Regions from separate parts of the Mus musculus genome. Here region 1 is linked to region 2. Evidence: chromatin loops called from intact Hi-C (ENCODE). Cell type or tissue: gastrocnemius. All regions are shown on one strand. Each heading gives the region's core, and the rest is flanking DNA. Links, peaks and the distances in the headings are about the cores only.

Region 1 (8,116 bases), core at 1,453-5,452, 160 kb before region 2:
TGGTATTCAATCCTTAAATGGCAAGCTGAGTGTCAACCCTTAGGTGGCAAGTGGGTCTGTTTCCTCTCTGGGTCTCCAGTGAAAAGTTACGGTTCCCTTGGTCAGCTATGAGTCAGGGAAACAGTGGGGAGAGCCGCGCTGTGAGCAAGCGGTGCGGTGGAGGCAACAGCTTCAGTTCTCTTTACCGCTTCCTCTCTACTGCTCTGTAAGTCCAAAGCCACAGTAATATCACATCACTTTCCTGTTTTCACAAGAAGATAACTCGTCAAGATTTGGGTACATACTCAGGAACTCAGATGGCATTGCAATTTCCGATAGCCCCCATGACCCGTGCCCATTGGTGCAGTCTCCGTTCTTCCCCATTGTCTTAGTCCGTGTGTTCCCAGGATACAGGGAGAGGTAAGGAATAGTAAGGGGCACTGGAAGTTCCTGGTGCAAGAGCAGAGGTGTGCCTGCAGAACCAAATGTCCATCAGAGAGCAAGGCACGGACTACCCAACCAGGGAGATACTGCAGGACTAGGTGTGTCCTTGCAGAGCCAGGAGGACATCCACAGAACCAGATGTGCATGTGCAGTCTCAGGCATTAGCCCACACAACCAGGCACACACCACAGAACCCGGTGTGCACGGCAGAGCCGTATGTGCACTACAGAATAAGCTGTAGCACAGAGGCAGGCGTGCACGCAGAGCTAAGCGTGTTCCATAGAACGAGATGTGCCTCTAAACTAGGTATTCATTGCACATCTAAATGCTCACGAGGATCCCGGGGTGTGTTGTTTTGAGGGCCCTGGCTTTTGGAGATGAAGAGAAAGACAAGGCCCAGTTCAGGCTGGGGTGGCGGGGGTGGGGGTGGGGTGGGGGGGTGGGAGGGGGGTGGGGTGAGGATGGGGGAGGGCAGGCAGGAGCCTCTTCAGCCATCATCTCTCTATCTGCTTTCCAGGCATTTACCCAGCCCATGCTTCCTGAGATGGGCCCCGGTCCGCCCTGCCCTCTTGCACTCCTGAGCAGCACTTGGGTCTGGGATGGACAGATCACTGAGGCAGGTGGTGAGTATCCGCCACATTGTTTCTGCCTCTGAGAAGGACTGAAATGATCCACAGACTGTTTCTTTTCCTTTTTTTTTTTTTTTCTTCTCTTCTTCAAAGTTTCAAGACAGGGTTTCTCTCGGTAGCCTTGACTGTCCTGGAATTCACTCTGAACGCTAGACTGGACTCAGATTCACAGACATCCATCTGCCTCTGCCTCCCGAGTGCTGGGATTAAAGCCTGATGAATCACCATTGCTAGGCCACTGACTAATTTCTAAAGAATCTAAAGAATGTCTAAAGAATGTTGACTCTCTCTGGTCAGGGCCCTGCACTCCCTATACTGCCCTCACTGGGCCAGTGCTGGCTCTTCAGAAACTCAGCCAAGGAGTGTGAAGCTGGGGCAGTGGGTCCCTCTGCATCCTTGCAGCTCAGAATCTCCGGGAAGCAAGGGATGCCCAGTAGGACCATACCTTGACCGTCTCCTGCAGAATGGCTAGTGCTTGCTCCTTATCCTCCAGCTGCTGCTGGATGCTGACCAGGTGATCCCAGAGCCCTTCAATTGAGTCCCTGAAAGGTAAACACTGACCTTTAGTCCAGGCTAGGGAGCAGAAGGAGGTGGGCGGGGAGAATTTGAGAGATAAAGGTCCACCCTCTGCAAGCACAGCAGCCCATTTTCTCCAAATCCCTTTGATTCTGAAGGATCTTCGTGCTGGAGGGGGCTGGAGGGCTCTGTAGGCCTGTATGACAAATAGACACCATCAGCTCAGGACCTTGCTTCTGATAGGCACCCACTAGTGACAGGACGGACATATGGACGAGGGAGGGGACATGATCCATAGCCGGTAAAGCAGACTCAGAAGTTATCATGGAAGGACTTGGTCCTATCCTGCCTTCAGGGACCTTTGCATAGCTCTGGAAACCTCAGGAATGGTGCTCCTGTTTGAATAATGGCTTCCCTGCATAGCTCACAGGCTGCCCCTTGAATGGTTGCTCTCTGGGTATTGATGGAGCCAGGACCCTAAGTATTATGCCTTCCTCAGGAGCCCACTAGCCTCTCTGGGCCCAGGATGCGCCTGAGCATACCTGCCTTCTTTTGAAGGTTTGGGAGTTCAACATCATGGACCCAGCTTTCGGGAACAGAGTGGTGCTCTCCACCGGAGTCCCAGAGGGGTTCTGACAAGCTGCTGTTATCCACATCAGGATCTTGCATCTTAGAGGTATGTGGGTTGGGGGTAAGATCCCGCCAGGGTCGGACAGCATCCACAGCAGAGTGTCTTGGATCCTGCAAAGTACAAAAGTTGGGGAGTGAAGTGTAGCTGGGCTGAATTTGTTTGGTCATTACAAACTCTGGGTGGGGTTAGTATGGAAACTGGAGAAGAGCGGGAAGCACTTGGGTTGGTTGTACTTGGAGCAACTCTTAAGTGTTTTCACTGCCCCAGGGTAGGTGGATTTGGCTGGAAAGGAAATTCGGGAGCCCCCCCCCCCTTCCAGAAGATCAGCAGGAAAGTCAGGAATGAGTCTAAGTGAGGCCTGTTGCCTCATGTATGGACTTCATTTCTTTTTGGACCACAGGGACATTCATTTCTCTGTTTTATTCTCACACAGACGGATTGTCTGACTGAGTGCAAAGGGCAGAAGGCACAGCAGACTTGCATGCTGAATTGATGTGCAGACACTTACAGCTGTACCAGCTGAGCCTACATGAACAGTCCTGGCCTCCATCTTCTCCCTCAGTGCACATAGAATAGACTCGATAACTCCAGGCCTGTTGGATACCACCCTTTGGATATCATTATCTGAGATACACAAGTGCAGCTTGCGAAAGACTTTCCTGCAAAGAAGGTAGGAGCACATTCTCAAAGCAGTACCATCAAGGACTGGGAGTTGAGCCCTCCCTGAAGTTCTATGCTCCCTGCAATGCCTTCCAGCCACTGGGCAGCATCTTGCTTTCTCAGAGAGCCCCTTTGTGCCCTGCACTTGAGTGGCGCATGGCTATCTCATTCTTGGCCTTTGGAGCTATGTCTCAGGAGATCGCAGAACATGGGGTGCTCTATCAGGCCATGTTCTCTGCATTCATTCTCATCTCTCTACTGGCTTGCCCTCGGTAAATCCTGTTGAGACAGCTCAACAGTACCTGGAAACCTGCAGCTGGGCCCTCTCAGCATGATCATCTCCCTTGAGGTCTCTTTTCATCTCTTCCCTCTCAAACATAAGCCCATGAGATTAGACCCAGGCCTGAGCCCAGCAATGTTTCTATTCCAATCTGAGCCAGTCTTTTGGGGGTGCCCACACAGGTTCTCCACCTTGCTCTGCTCAGACACTTCCCGAGGGCCCTCTGTGATTGGACTACATCAGACATATCTGCCCGACTCTGTCCTTGAGATCACTTATTATACACAGGCAGAGTCTTGTCTGAGGACATTTGGGGAGGTGAAGTAAAACTCTACTGATCCGTAAGGGAGCAGGCTAGCTGATAGGCTGCCCTAGCACCCCCAGGAGTGGTACTAGGGGTACTAGTGCCCTAGTACCCCTGGTTGTGGTACTCTTCTATAGGCAAGGACCCACAGTTAGGCAGTCAGAGACCCATGGCTGGAGAGAGCATCCCGGGGTCAACCTAGGTGGGCTGAGCTCCCAGGCCTTGCCTGTTGAGAAGGCTCCAGTTGCTCAGCTTCTGGTCTGTACTGCAGGCTGGGACGTAGCTGTGCAAGTCCACCAGCCGAGGGCGGAAGTGCTTCACAATCTCGGCCACCAGCACTGTGGGAATGCGAGGGGAACTTGGCTTGCCTGGTCAAGACCCTGGGTTGCAACTGTAATCCCTGACCACATGAGATGCATGGAATGGAGTGGGAAGGACACGAGCTTTTCCTGGGGAGCCCATAATTGTCCCCGAGTCTGGCACGGCACCTAGACTCCAGGTCAGACCAAGTGGTAGGATGGCCTGGGAAGCTAATACAGCGTGAGAGCCCAGGGGGAGCTGGAAGAGCCACAGGAGGCCCTGTTTGCTACTACCTTTCCTAAGGAGCACGAGTCTGGACTCAAGAACCGCTCCGTTCCCCCAACACCCACACCCGTACTAGGGGGCTGGAGGCAAGGGTGGCCCTCAGCTTTGAGTCCTCTTCATCATCCGCCCCATAGCGCCTCGCCCTCACTCGCACCACCATCACTGAAGTCCCGAGCCAAGTGGCGCTTGGGGCGGCTGAGTGGGAGCCGGTCCAGCCAGGCGCAGAGGTTATGAATATCCCCAGGCGTTGGCAGGAACGAAGCTGAGCTCGGCTTGGAAGCACTGAGCATGGCAGAGAAGTGGGTGTGCAGCAGAGAAACACAGCGGAAGAAACCTGGCGGGTTTGGACCGTTGCTGGGAGACGCGGCACAGCCGGAAGGGGCGGGGCCCTAACCGCGCTGGTCCCTCCCTCGATCCCAGGAAGGATTGGTCCTCCTGCACGCCCAGAGATCGGGCTGAATCAAGGTGGATGGTTAAAAAACGAAGGGAGATGGTAGGTGAAATTGTTTGATCTGGTGTAATAAAAACAAACTGCCATGTAGAATGTGATCTATAATCTATTGATAAAATAGAATCTTTATTAGTGAATAGTGTTTAGTCATAATTTCAACAACTAATCTGTTTCAATCCGGAGATGACGGCAACTTCTTGTCCCAACACCCCAAGAACGACGTCTTTTCCTTTCCTAAGTCTCATACACGAGTGGGATGTAGATACAGGAACTGTGCCTTGGAGAGAGGTCACTGTGTGAGGGCCAGTGCAGAAGTTGCTGGGAGGGGACTCCTGGCATTCTGTCCACCCAGAGACAGACAGACTTGATCACGCCCACTGCAGGGTACACCGCCCCTGCCTAGCAACTAGCATACGCAGATGTATGGTCTAAGCTGGCCAAGGCCAGTGAGAGGCCACTGGTTCATGAGGGCATCTGGACAGCAAGAGCCACAGAAAGATTATTCCTGAGGTAGGAACAGCGTGTGCAGGTCCAGCCTGGGTGGTGGTTGTGGTGTTGCTGAAGGAACACATTTATAGGAGCAGTGGTATCTCCAAACGTCCACAAACGATGGCCCTGGGGTGCCCTAGCTGGTCACCTCTTCTGGATGGGGACCTTCAGAGCAACCTTTGGCTCACCAGCTCCCTGCCAAGAAAAAAAGGAAATCGATATTAAAGAGGACCTGATAAGAGAGAGGTCCAGCTGAAAATACCCATTGCCAGTTCTTTAAATTTAGACTTCCACTTCCCCTAACAACAGAATGGGCCCGACCTCACAAGATGACTGTACTAGCATTTCATATATACTGTAGACTAGCCATATGAAAAGGAAAATTCCATAGCCCCCGAAAGCCGCAAGCACTGGAAAGTTCTGGCAAATTATAAAGCAGACATCAAGCCTGTTATTGAGGATTTTTTTTTCTTTCTTTTTTTTTTTTTTCAAATGTCACTAAAACTTACCAGCTAAGAAAATGAAAACAGCCACTCACCCTCCGAAACAGTGCCACAGTCAGCAGGAGGGTTCCTGCAAGATGGACTCCCCCTTCCCCTTCCCCTTCCCCTTCCCTCTGAGGCTCACCTGAGTTGCTCCAGGCACCGTCCCTCCAGTCCCGGGCTTGACTGGTGGTGTCGGGGGTGCAAAGGTTGGCTTGACCTGGGAGGAACCAGACACAGCTGACTGAGAGCATCTCCTAAGTAGGCCAAGTACGGCCCTTAGCTTCATCCTGAGGCTGTCCTGCTCAGCTCCAGCCTAGCCTGGAAGGCTTCTGTCTGCACGCAGCTCAGTAGGAAACATCTGCATGGCCTCACCGCTAGGAAGATAAAGCCCGAACCTGGCAGAGCTCCTCTTCTTGGCTAACTGTCCCAGCCAATCATCTTGCGGCCTCCCCAGTATCCCACACATTGCCCTGAAGCTTTCAGAACATGGGTCTTTAGAAGCTCAAAAGGAAAGAATTAACTAGGAAAACCCGTTTTGTTTCCACATTGTTAAAGAGGATGGTAACATGGCATGATGGGCTTTAGACACATTTTTCCCTCCCCCCCCCCCCCAGCTTCCTTTCATCCCTGCCCAGGATTCCCGTACCCTGCTCCGTTCTGCCTGCCGGGACTGTGACTAGGATGACATTTTCTTCCTTTTCTTTCTTTTCCTTTTGTTTTGTTTGAGACAAGGTTTTTCTGTATATCCCTGGCTATCTTGGACTCACTCTGTAGACCAGGCTGGCCTTGAATTCAGAGATTCAATGGTCTCTGCCTCCCAAGTGTTGGGATTAAAGGGATTTTTCAGCTCTTATATAAGTCTGAAATTAGTCCCTGGCCGGACACAGTGGTGCATGCTTTTAATCCCAGCACTCAGGAGTCTGAGGCAGGCAGAACTTTATAAGTTTGAGGCCAGCCCAGTCTACATAGAGGCCAACCAAGGCTATATAGTGATACCATGTCTCAAAAGAAAAAAAAAAAGTAAGAAAAAGAAATAAAATCATCCTCCTAGCCCGCCCCCCCCCCCAAAAAAAAGGAAAAACAGAAAATCACACGTGTGATGGCTCATACCCATAAAACCATTACTCAGGAAGCTGACTCAGCAGGACTGTCATGAGCTTAAGGGCCAGTGTGGGCCACATAGTGAGTTCCATAGCATTTAAAATAGGCTACAGAGTGAAAGCCTATCTAAAAAAACAAACCAAACAAGAAAAACAAGAACAAAAACAAAACAAAAAAAAAACCAGGGGCTTGTGAGATGGCTGAGGGGGTTAAGGCGCTTGTCAGCATGGTGATATGGTTCAGTCTCTGAACCATGTAAAAGTGGAAGTAGACCAATTCCACACGGTTGTCCTCTGATCCCTTCTTGCATCCTGTGATGTGCATGCACACGCCACAACACACACACACACCACCACCACCCCCATACTAATGATGATAATAATAATAATAATAATAATAATAATAAGAAGAAGAAGAAGCAAGGGCCACTGAGATTGATCATTTAGTAGGTGCTTGCTGCACAAACCTGGTGACCTGAGTTTGACCCCAGAACCCAGGTAAAGGTCAACCTCACAGAGTGGTCCTCTGATCTTCACATGAGCGCCATGGCACACGTGCCCACACACATCATGCACACAACAATAAACGAAACAAAAAAGCAGGGAAAAAATCACTATAGCATAAGACAGTGGCAATTGTTAGTGTTTAAGTGGCAAAGATTCCCGGGATGTAGGATTATTTTTGTTTGTTTGTTTGTTTGTTTGTTTTGTTTTTTTCGAGACAGGGTTTCTCTGTATAGTGCTGGCTGTCCTGGAGCTCACTTTGTAGACCAGGTTGGCCTCGAACTCAGAAATCCACCTGCCTCTGCCTCCCGAGTGCTGGGATTAAAGGCGTGTGCCACCACACCCGGCGAGATGTAGGATTTTAAGTCTCCAGATGATCTTGGAGGTAGTCATTCATCTCTCTCTCTAGGCATCAGTTCATTCAACACAAAGATAGCTCTCGGCATGGAAATCATAGTCGTTCAGTCACTTCCCACTGTAATTACTTCCCATGCTATTCCTGCTGAGAGTATGTCACCCACATCCACTTACAATAAGAAGATAAGTAGACAAACTGAGGGACTCTCAGAAGACAGCAAACTAGCACCTTCAACACGAGAATGTGCACTGAAAGCCACTTGTGAGCCACAAGTGCCCAGAAGAGCTGATAAGATTCTCAACCAGGCCTAGGCAGAGCCAGGAACACGTACTAGCTCTTCAGGTCCCACTCAAACGACCCTTGGGAAATTCTCTATCACTTTGTGGCCTTCTCAGATATCACTTGCTCACCAGAAGATTCCTTAGCCCTGCCTCAGAGGAGCACAGATGCCTGCCCAGGAGGGCGGCCAGCAGCACGAGATAGACAGCTGACCTGTGCAGCTAAGCCCTGTGGCAGAGCTCAGGGGCTCCATCCTGTTGCTAATTGCATTTGCTCCCTGGGATAGGCAAACACACACACACACACACACACACACACACACACACGCACGCACGCACGCACGCACGCACATGCACACGCACACACATACACAAGTTCTCCACCATCACAGCTATGACTCAAGAGTCAGCATATAGGGCTAA
Region 2 (8,116 bases), core at 1,678-5,677:
TGGCGGTTCCTTGGTTCGCCTTCCTGGCATCGGGTTGGAGAGCTGTTTTGTGCTTGATACTTTTGAGACGCACTGAGTGGTCCCTTTAAGTCACATGCAAGCTGATGTCTGAGTTTATAGGTCACAACTTGGCCCCAGGCAGCTGTAGACGTAGTGCGGTCCTAGGCTGCTGTTTGCTGTGGTCTTGGCTGCCGCAGCCATGCGAGATTATAGTGTGTGGCAGAAAAGGCGCCGGGAGTGTGAGTGGACAGGTGGCAGTTGCGGTGCGGAGCCTCAGTGTTTCTGTGCAGTGAGGGTATTAAGTCCGCACAGTATCAGGAACTTCCTGATTAAGACCATCTTGTGTGAAATGTACCTTCCAGAACCATCGGGGCACCGTGGAACGTGGCTCAGAATGCTGCCTCCTTTAACCCTGTGTGCACTGATGGTTCTCAGATGTATTCCCCTAGGAGAACTTAAACTTGCCCCCTTTGGCTGTTTCCTTAGTGCCCCTCTATTTTCTAGGACTAAAGAAGATGCAGAGCAGTCTGAAGTCGGTGGATTGTGTTATCGAGGTTCATGACGCCAGGATATCCTTTTACGCTGTAGAGGGGAGCACCTCTGCTCGACTGTAAAGGCAGCAGCAGGATGCTTTCCTGGTTCCTCTCCATCTCCTTCAGACAGTTTAGTCTGCTCTGCCTCTGGTCCATCATTATGTCTACAGCTGCGACAGCTTCTTTTGTAATTACTGGGACATAAAGCAGTGTTTTCCAATTCTCATTACACATTAGAGTTCCCGGGAGGCTTTTACATCAATAGCTAGGGCCCTTTTAGATCAGAATCTCCCTCGTGGGGTCTAGGCTGGTGTTTTTATTTTTAGGCTCCCATCTGATATCTCTCCCCCCCCCCCCCCCCCAGACAGGGTTTCTCTTTATAGCCCTGGCTGTCCTGGAACTCACTCTGTAGACCAGGCTGACCTTGAACTCAGAAATCCGCCTGCCTCTGCCTCCCAAGTGCTGGGATTAAAGGCGTGTGCCACTACGCCCGGCCCATCTGATATCTTATTTGTCTCAGCCTCTTGTTTACTTTGATATTTTTAGGGGTAAATTATGAAACCGGAGATGAAATGATCCTACTAACCTGTCCTTTCCTCTTGTCCTTAATTGAAGAATTGGCAAGTTACAATCATGTCTACTGGCAGGTGCTTCTCAGACTGTTTGTTGCATTTAAGCTGTGTTTGGTTTCTGTTGGCATGTGAGTTTTTCATCCTGCTTACTTAGCCTTAGAAGAGCGTGGGGATGCCAGACCACCAGGCCCCTGGAACAGCAGCTGGTGGTGGGCGTGGGGACCTGCTGCCACTGGTGGTAGTCTCTGGAAATAGTCATGGAGAATAGGAACTATTTCAGCCTTCAGAGAACTTCAGGAACTTTAGCAATAATACATCTGGTGTATTTGTTTTAGGCTATACATGTCTACTCATCTAATATCACCTGCTGCCAGATGTGACCACCACCACCACCACCACCACCGCCAACCACCACTATTGACATAGGGTCTAACACTGTAGTCTTGACTGGCCTGAAGCTCACTATGTAGACCAGGATGACCTGGAACTCACATAGATCTGTGTGCAAGGAGTAAAGTTGTGTCCACCATTCCTCCCAATATTTGATTATTTAAAAAGTAAAACTTTGTTATTTTCAGCATGTATGATGAGAGAACTGTCCTCCTTCAGTCTCTGGAACACTTAACTGAATCTAGGATGTGGCAGGAGGTCTGTGCTGGGTAGCGGTTTCTGTAGCATCTTAGGACAGGAGCCTGGAGACTTGGGTTTGTGAATGGATTGGTCAGCTGTGAAAGAGGGACTATCTAGATGGAGGTAGCAGCTTAACTGGGTGCCAGATGGGACAGGCAGAGGCCTTAGGATCCTTGTACCAGATCCTACTGGGAGGGCTGAAGGGGCAGAAGCCCCATTCTGCCTATGTCACATGGTGGAGTCCCACATCAGACTGGGATAGCTGAGGATAGCTGTGGGCAGCAGCATCTCCAGTGAGGATGGGTGGTGTTTGAGGTTATCTGGGTGGGATTTCACAGGAGTCACCATTTCTTAAATGTTCGGGCCATTTCACTTTCAATTTAAATTCCTTGGGATCCAAACAATGGCTTCTCTTCGAACTTTGGTTTTATTCTTTTCACCATCTGCTTGAGAAGTTAGGTGACAGTCCCTTCCCTAAATCACACCCTTCACAAGCTGCAACATGAGGGTTGGCCTCCCAAGTCTGGGGGCAGGAAGATGGGTTGTATGGTTGCACTTGCTCTGAGATGGGCTTCTTTGTTTGTATCTCCTGGTGGACTAGCCACTGGTAAACTCTGTAGGGATTATGCCTTAACATCATCAGCACATCCCATTTTCAGGTCGAAACCCTCTGTTCCAAGAGCTGCTTGGTCTGAAACCGCATCTGCTTGTCCTCAACAAAATGGACTTGGCAGATCTTACAGAGCAGCAGGTGAGCTCCTTCTCACAGATGCCAGCAGCAACGTGACAGAGCCACAGACACAGAGGAGTTCTGTGATGCCCCCGGGGAGGCTGTAACTTAAAACAACTTCTGGCTTTGATGGAGGCGTCTGGCCTGGCTTTTTAGCAACAGCTGATTCCCTCAGTATGAAAGTATCACCTAAGTGCTCACGATGGGCACACCTCCTGTGGGAAGTGGGTTGGTGTGCTGTGGGACCTCTGGGGACCACTACAGCCACTTTGTACCCTCAACCTTTCTGATGGATGCTCTGTCCACCTTGTCCCATGTAGGCACATGTGACCACTGAAGCAAAGGGGGCTGATTACATTTTACTTAGCTCTAACTAATTGGGAGATTCGCAAGGTTAATGTATGTAGCCCTGGTCACCGTTGGTGTAGCCCGGAGTTCATTTGTGGTAGCTGCAGTGTCCCTAGCTGACTATGTACCCAGCCTGATCTCAGGTTTTCTGCTGCTAGTTGCTTTCTGCACACTTGTGTTCCAGAAATTGGAAGGGCTGGGTATGGGACTGGGATATGAAAAGCCCAAAGTACCCAACAGTGTCTAGCGCAGTGGTTCTCAACTTCCCAATGCTGTGACTCTTTAATACAGTTTTGTTGATATTTTATAACTGTAATTTTGCTACTGTTATGAGTTGTGAATATCTGTGTTTTGTGACTGTCTTAGGCAGCACCTGGGAAAGGGTCGTTCATTCGAACCTCAAAGGGGTCGAGATTCACAGGTTGAGAACCAATGCTCTAAATTCAGGCAGAATTGGGTCACAGGGCAGTGTATTTTCTACACAGCCTGCAAGTAAAAAATGACAGCCAGGAATGGATTTGAAGTCTTGGCTTTACTTTTTATCACTGTGCTGTCAAATTCTTTGGAAAGGGGGATGACAGGGCCTTGAATTCAAGCCAGATTTTAGAAAGTTGCTAGCTTGTTAGTGACACAGAAATTTTTTCCTTTACTGAAGAGCTGCAGCTCTTAGGGAAAGGTCAGGAGGCTCTCCAAGGCGGTTGCCAGGGCAGCACCTTCCTCCAGGCTTAGATCGACAGCGCTGCTTGTCTGTCTCGCGAGTATCTCGGTCTTGCATCGTTTGTTTGTTTGTTTGTTTGCTTTTATCTTTAAGTGCCTTCCCCTGGTTTTTATTAATCGAGATTCTAGCTGTTTAGGAATTGCTTCAGTGCGTCAAAGCACGACTTTACAGACTGGTGTACGCTGCCCTCTACTGGGCAGGCAAAGGTGAGCCGAGTACCAGGCTTTTGAAGGCCCTTAGACTCCACCCCCACGGTCTGTACTAGAGGGACGTTTGAGTACATTTTCTTGGATAACAGAGATCAGTCTCTGTCATGGCTAGTACCGATTCTATTTCCCTCCAAGATTTAATTAATTAATTACTTTATTTATTTATTTAGTGTATGAGTGTTTTCCATGTTTATATGTATGTATGTATGTATGTATGTGCAATATACATGTGTGCCGGGTGCTCGCAGGGGCCAGAAGAGGGTGTTGGATCCCCTGAAACTGGAATCGTGATTTGTATGAGTGCTGGGAACCAAACTTGCAAGAGCATGAAAGTGCTCTTAACCTTTCAGCCCCCGACTCCCCCCCCCAAGTATCTTAATTGTATCATATGTGACAAATAACTCAAAATATATTAAACTGACAGCATTAATGAATTACTTTTTGCTTATTTAAGCATTTAATATGCTTTGTGGTTAGTGATGACCAAACACAATCATGACTTTCAACGCATATTGATAGATGTGAATATAAACGATGTATACTGATTATACTGACTATTAAACGTAATGACTTTGTGCCAGCTCTAATGTTCTCTTGTCACTACTTATTTTCTATAATAAGATCGAGCTCAATATCATCTCAGTCTACAGTAAAGTCCCACGCTGGATGTCATGGTACACGCTTTTTTTGCTAAAACGTGGGCAGAGGCAGGCAGATCTCTATGAGATCCAGGACAGCTTGGTCTACATAGTGAATTCCAGGCCAGCCAAGGCTACATAGTGAAAGCCTGTTTCAGTTTCCCCTCCTCTTCCCAAGGGAGTCTTATATGATACAGCACGTGAAAGTGACGGATTCCTCAGAGAAGCCAGCACCTGTGAGCTTGGTGCTGAAGAGGCCGAAGTGACCTGGTTCAGTCCGCTTTGTCCCCAGAAGCACTGAGGTCCCTGTGAGCAGGCCATGCCCCCCTGGTGTTCACCCTGGCAGAGCCTGAGGCACACATACAGCACAGCTAGGTCTGCCCGAGGGCTCTTCCCCCTGCTCTCTCCTCAGAGCCCTTTCCTTGTGCTTGCTGGCACCCACGTCTTGTTGCCGGGCTCCTAGAGTTAGGGCTGATGCAGAGCAGAGAGCACCTGCAGTGTCCTTTCAAGCTTAGAGCCTTACCTAACTTCTTACCTGTTTTTGAGACAGGGTCTCACTCTGTAAGACTTGCTGGCCTGGAACATGTTGTGTCGGGACAGGGGTGACGTCAACTCACAGAGATCCACCCGTGTCTGCCTTCTGAGTGCTGGGATTAAAGGCAGGTGCCACCTGGCCAACCAGATTACTTTTTAAAAACCATGCTTTTTTTTTACATTTATTATTCATTTACTTGTGTGTGTGTGTGTGTGCGTGTGTGTGTGCGTGTGTGTGTGTGCGTGCGTGCGTGCGTGTGCGCGTGCGTGCGTGTGTGCGTGTGTGTGTGCCATGGCATACAGGTTGAGGTCAGAGGACAACTTGGAGGTGTCAGTTCTTTCCTTCTACTCTCTAGGCCTGGGCATTGAACTCAGGTTGTCAGGCTTAGCATCAAGCGCCTTTACCAGCCATCTCACTGGCCCCAAGCTCAGAACCTTGAGTTTTATATATCACACCATATGTGTGTGTGTGTATGTGTAAATAATGTATATATATATACATACATGTGTATATATGTGTATATGTTTGAATGTTTACTTGCTGTTGTTTGTTAATCTTTGTTTTTATTTTTTGGTAAATGGGTGTTTTGCCTGCTTCTATGTTTATGCACCACACTTATGCAGTGCCTGTGGAGGCCAGAAGAAGGCATTGAATGCCCTGGGACTGGAGTTATAGATTATTGTTAGCTGCCAGGAGGGTACCGGGAATCAAACTGGTCCTCTGGAAGAGTAGCCGGTGCTCTTAACTGCTGAGCCATCTCTCCTGCCCTGATCTCCTGACCCGCCCCCCCCCCCCCAACTCTCTCTCTCTCTCTCTCTCTCTCTCTCTCTCTCTCTCTCACACACACACACACACACACACACTTTAATTTTTAATTTATTTTAGACAGGGTCTTTCTGTGTAGTACTGGGATTAAAGGCATATACCACCACGTCTGAATGTCATACCATTCATATTTAATTTAGTATTTAAATTTAATTTAGTATTTAAAATAGAAATGTATCTTTCAGAAAATTGTCCAGCGCTTAGAAGAAAAAGGCCTGAGCAACGTTCTCTTCACGAACTGTGTGAAAGATGAAAACATCAAGCAGGTTGGTAAGGCTCTGTGCACGTTAGCTGCTAAACAGTCGGGATGAGATCCTGGATCTGGCTTCAGCTGCCCAGGGATGCAGGATCTGCAGGGCAGGATGCTGCCTGTCTCCTCTGTGTGTGCTCACAGTCTGAGGGAGTGTTGAGGGAGTCTGCTGGGGTTCTAAGTAATTAATGAGAGCCTCTTGCAGAACCCGGTAGCTTATTTTCCTGTTTGTTTTGATGGATCCCCATGAGTTGATGTGTGGAATGTCTACTAGGTGGTTATAGTTGCTGTAGAAGAGCCCTCCTGAGGTAGCCACACTCCTGGGTTGTGTGTGGGTTGGGTTGGGAGTGGGTGGATGAATTCCAATTAGCTGACTGTTGGACAGGTGGATACCCATGATCGGGATGAGTAATGAGGTGTGTGTGAGGTCTCTACCCTCCTAAGCGAGGGGTCAGTAAGGACAGGCTCTCTGACCCTGTTATTTGTAAGTGGGTTGATGAGGGATGCATGACCAAAAGATGTGGCCTGTTTGTTGCAGATTGTCCCAAAAGTCATGGAACTGATCAGGTGCAGCTACCGCTACCATCGAGCCGAGGTTGGTTGGGTGCAGAGCTGGGGTGGGTATGTGGAGTTACCCAGTCCCTTCCTACCTGCCGTTCTGAGCCTTCTTTAATACAGAAGACTGGGCTGTGTCCCAGCCAGGACCCAGCCTTTGTTTTTACTGTTCTTTAGTGGGAAATGCTGGTCTTTGTGTTGATGTCCCTTTCCTCTGGGCTGTGGTTTCATAACCTGGGTTGGATAAAGTTGAAACTCTTCTGCTTCCACAGACCCCAGAATACTGCATCATGGTGGTCGGTGTCCCCAATGTAGGCAAATCCTCCCTCATCAACTCCCTGAGGCGGCAGCACCTCAGGACAGGTAGGCAGTCTCTGCTGTGCTGACTTCCATTCCTAGAGGGCACTGTGGAAGAGTGAGGTCAGCCCTATGTTGCTTTGTGGCGTTCCTTCCATAGCTCATGGCCTGCTCTGTCCGCTAAAAGGACAGTTCATGGTCTGATGGTGAACAGCCCTTGGCTACACAGTGTGTACTTATGTGCTTTCACATGCTCTTGGTAGTGTATGTATTTTAGACTTTGGGATAAATTTATATTGCCTTCATTTTTTTTGTACTAATAGTATAGTCTTTATTAATTATTTTCTTTTTTCTTTTGTTTTACAAAGCCAGATATGGTAGCACATGCCTTTAACCCAGCTCTTGGGAGGCAGAGACAGAGAGGCAGAGGCCCTGTCTGCAAAATACAATACAAGACTACAACAACAAAATCCATTTATAGTGTAAAGGCCAAGAGCTTTAAATCATGTTGTATCACTTTAGAAAGGAGCTGTTGGGGTATTAATTGCAGAGCTGTCACAGTCATTTAATTTTTAAGTGTTGTTTCCTTTAAGTGCGCATCTTCTCTGTTTAGAGGCATTAAGTTTGTTTATAGGGTTGTGCCGGCATCCCCACTATCCACACTTTAAACCACCTGAGACCGAAGCTCCAAGCACAGCATCCTGTTCTCTGCCCCAGTGCCTGGCAGCCCTGTTCTATCTCAGTCCAACTGTGTCAATAGAGTGCTGGTGCTGGCTTGTCTCAGTAGAATGTTCTAGGTTTGGTTATGTTGGGATTTTATCAGCAGTTCCTTCCTCCTTAGGTCCAAGTTATTCTGCTGTCTACTCTGTCCTTATTCCTCTGGTCATCTATGATGGACACTTTTATCCTTTTATTTCTGTGATGGTTTGACAGTGAATAGTTAGCTTCCCAGGGGTACATGGGCTAGGTCCACGCCAGGCAACCACAGTGTTGGATCAGGGATGGTGCTGGCCTGCCTGCTGTGGGTAGTGCTGTAGAGTAGGGGAGTCCAGGAGAGGCTTTGAGGTGGAGGAGTAGCTCTGGCATGACCTTGGCACTAGGGTGGGAAGTGAGCTGCACTGGGAAGTGAGCTCTGGGCATTTGTCAGCCCTTGGCCACTGTGCCTAGCTCTTGAAAACCCTTGCCATGTGTTCTTTGAGACTGAGTAAGGAACAAATTATAATTTGACAAACTTACGAGGTCTGGGTTTCCAATCTGCTCGTGGGATATGTTAGTG

Evidence for each region. A loop is a pair of places that touch in the nucleus more often than their neighbours do. Peaks named below come from ENCODE experiments on the same cell type or tissue, not always from the same donor. Only the 100,000 strongest peaks of a DNase experiment are listed, where the experiment ranks them.
Region 1: a loop joins it to region 2, with 3 times the contacts of the local background. A loop is called at or near these places in 13 of 42 quality-filtered maps.

The regions. Positions count from the first base shown.
Region 1 is chr7:139,974,365-139,982,480 of GRCm38, forward strand. It overlaps Spef1l (sperm flagellar 1 like), which reads right to left and starts at 4,391. Exons shown (of 7, transcript NM_001033465.3): 1 at 4,183-4,391; 2 at 3,670-3,781; 3 at 2,708-2,858; 4 at 2,111-2,309; 5 at 1,677-1,764; 6 at 1,498-1,594. The coding sequence starts at 4,318. It overlaps Adam8 (a disintegrin and metallopeptidase domain 8), which reads right to left. Exons shown (of 24, transcript NM_001291066.2): 23 at 5,596-5,670; 24 at 4,568-5,163. The coding sequence ends at 5,113. It overlaps Gm16201 (a long non-coding RNA gene), which reads left to right. Exons shown (of 5, transcript XR_389973.3): 3 at 941-1,046; 4 at 2,127-2,244; 5 at 2,633-4,616. In gastrocnemius, for the core only: no CTCF peak of the experiment used is centred there; DNase peaks (open chromatin) are centred at 3,891, 4,379 and 4,879; H3K4me3 peaks cover 1,160 bases; H3K27ac peaks cover 921 bases.
Region 2 is chr7:140,137,815-140,145,930 of GRCm38, forward strand. Mtg1 (mitochondrial ribosome-associated GTPase 1) reads left to right here. Exons shown (of 11, transcript NM_199301.2): 2 at 505-569; 3 at 2,382-2,486; 4 at 5,924-6,004; 5 at 6,527-6,583; 6 at 6,816-6,906. Among named protein-coding and RNA genes, the nearest start is that of Mtg1, 4.3 kb to the left of the region's middle. In gastrocnemius, for the core only: a CTCF peak has its summit at 3,726 (motif pointing left); a DNase peak (open chromatin) is centred at 3,723.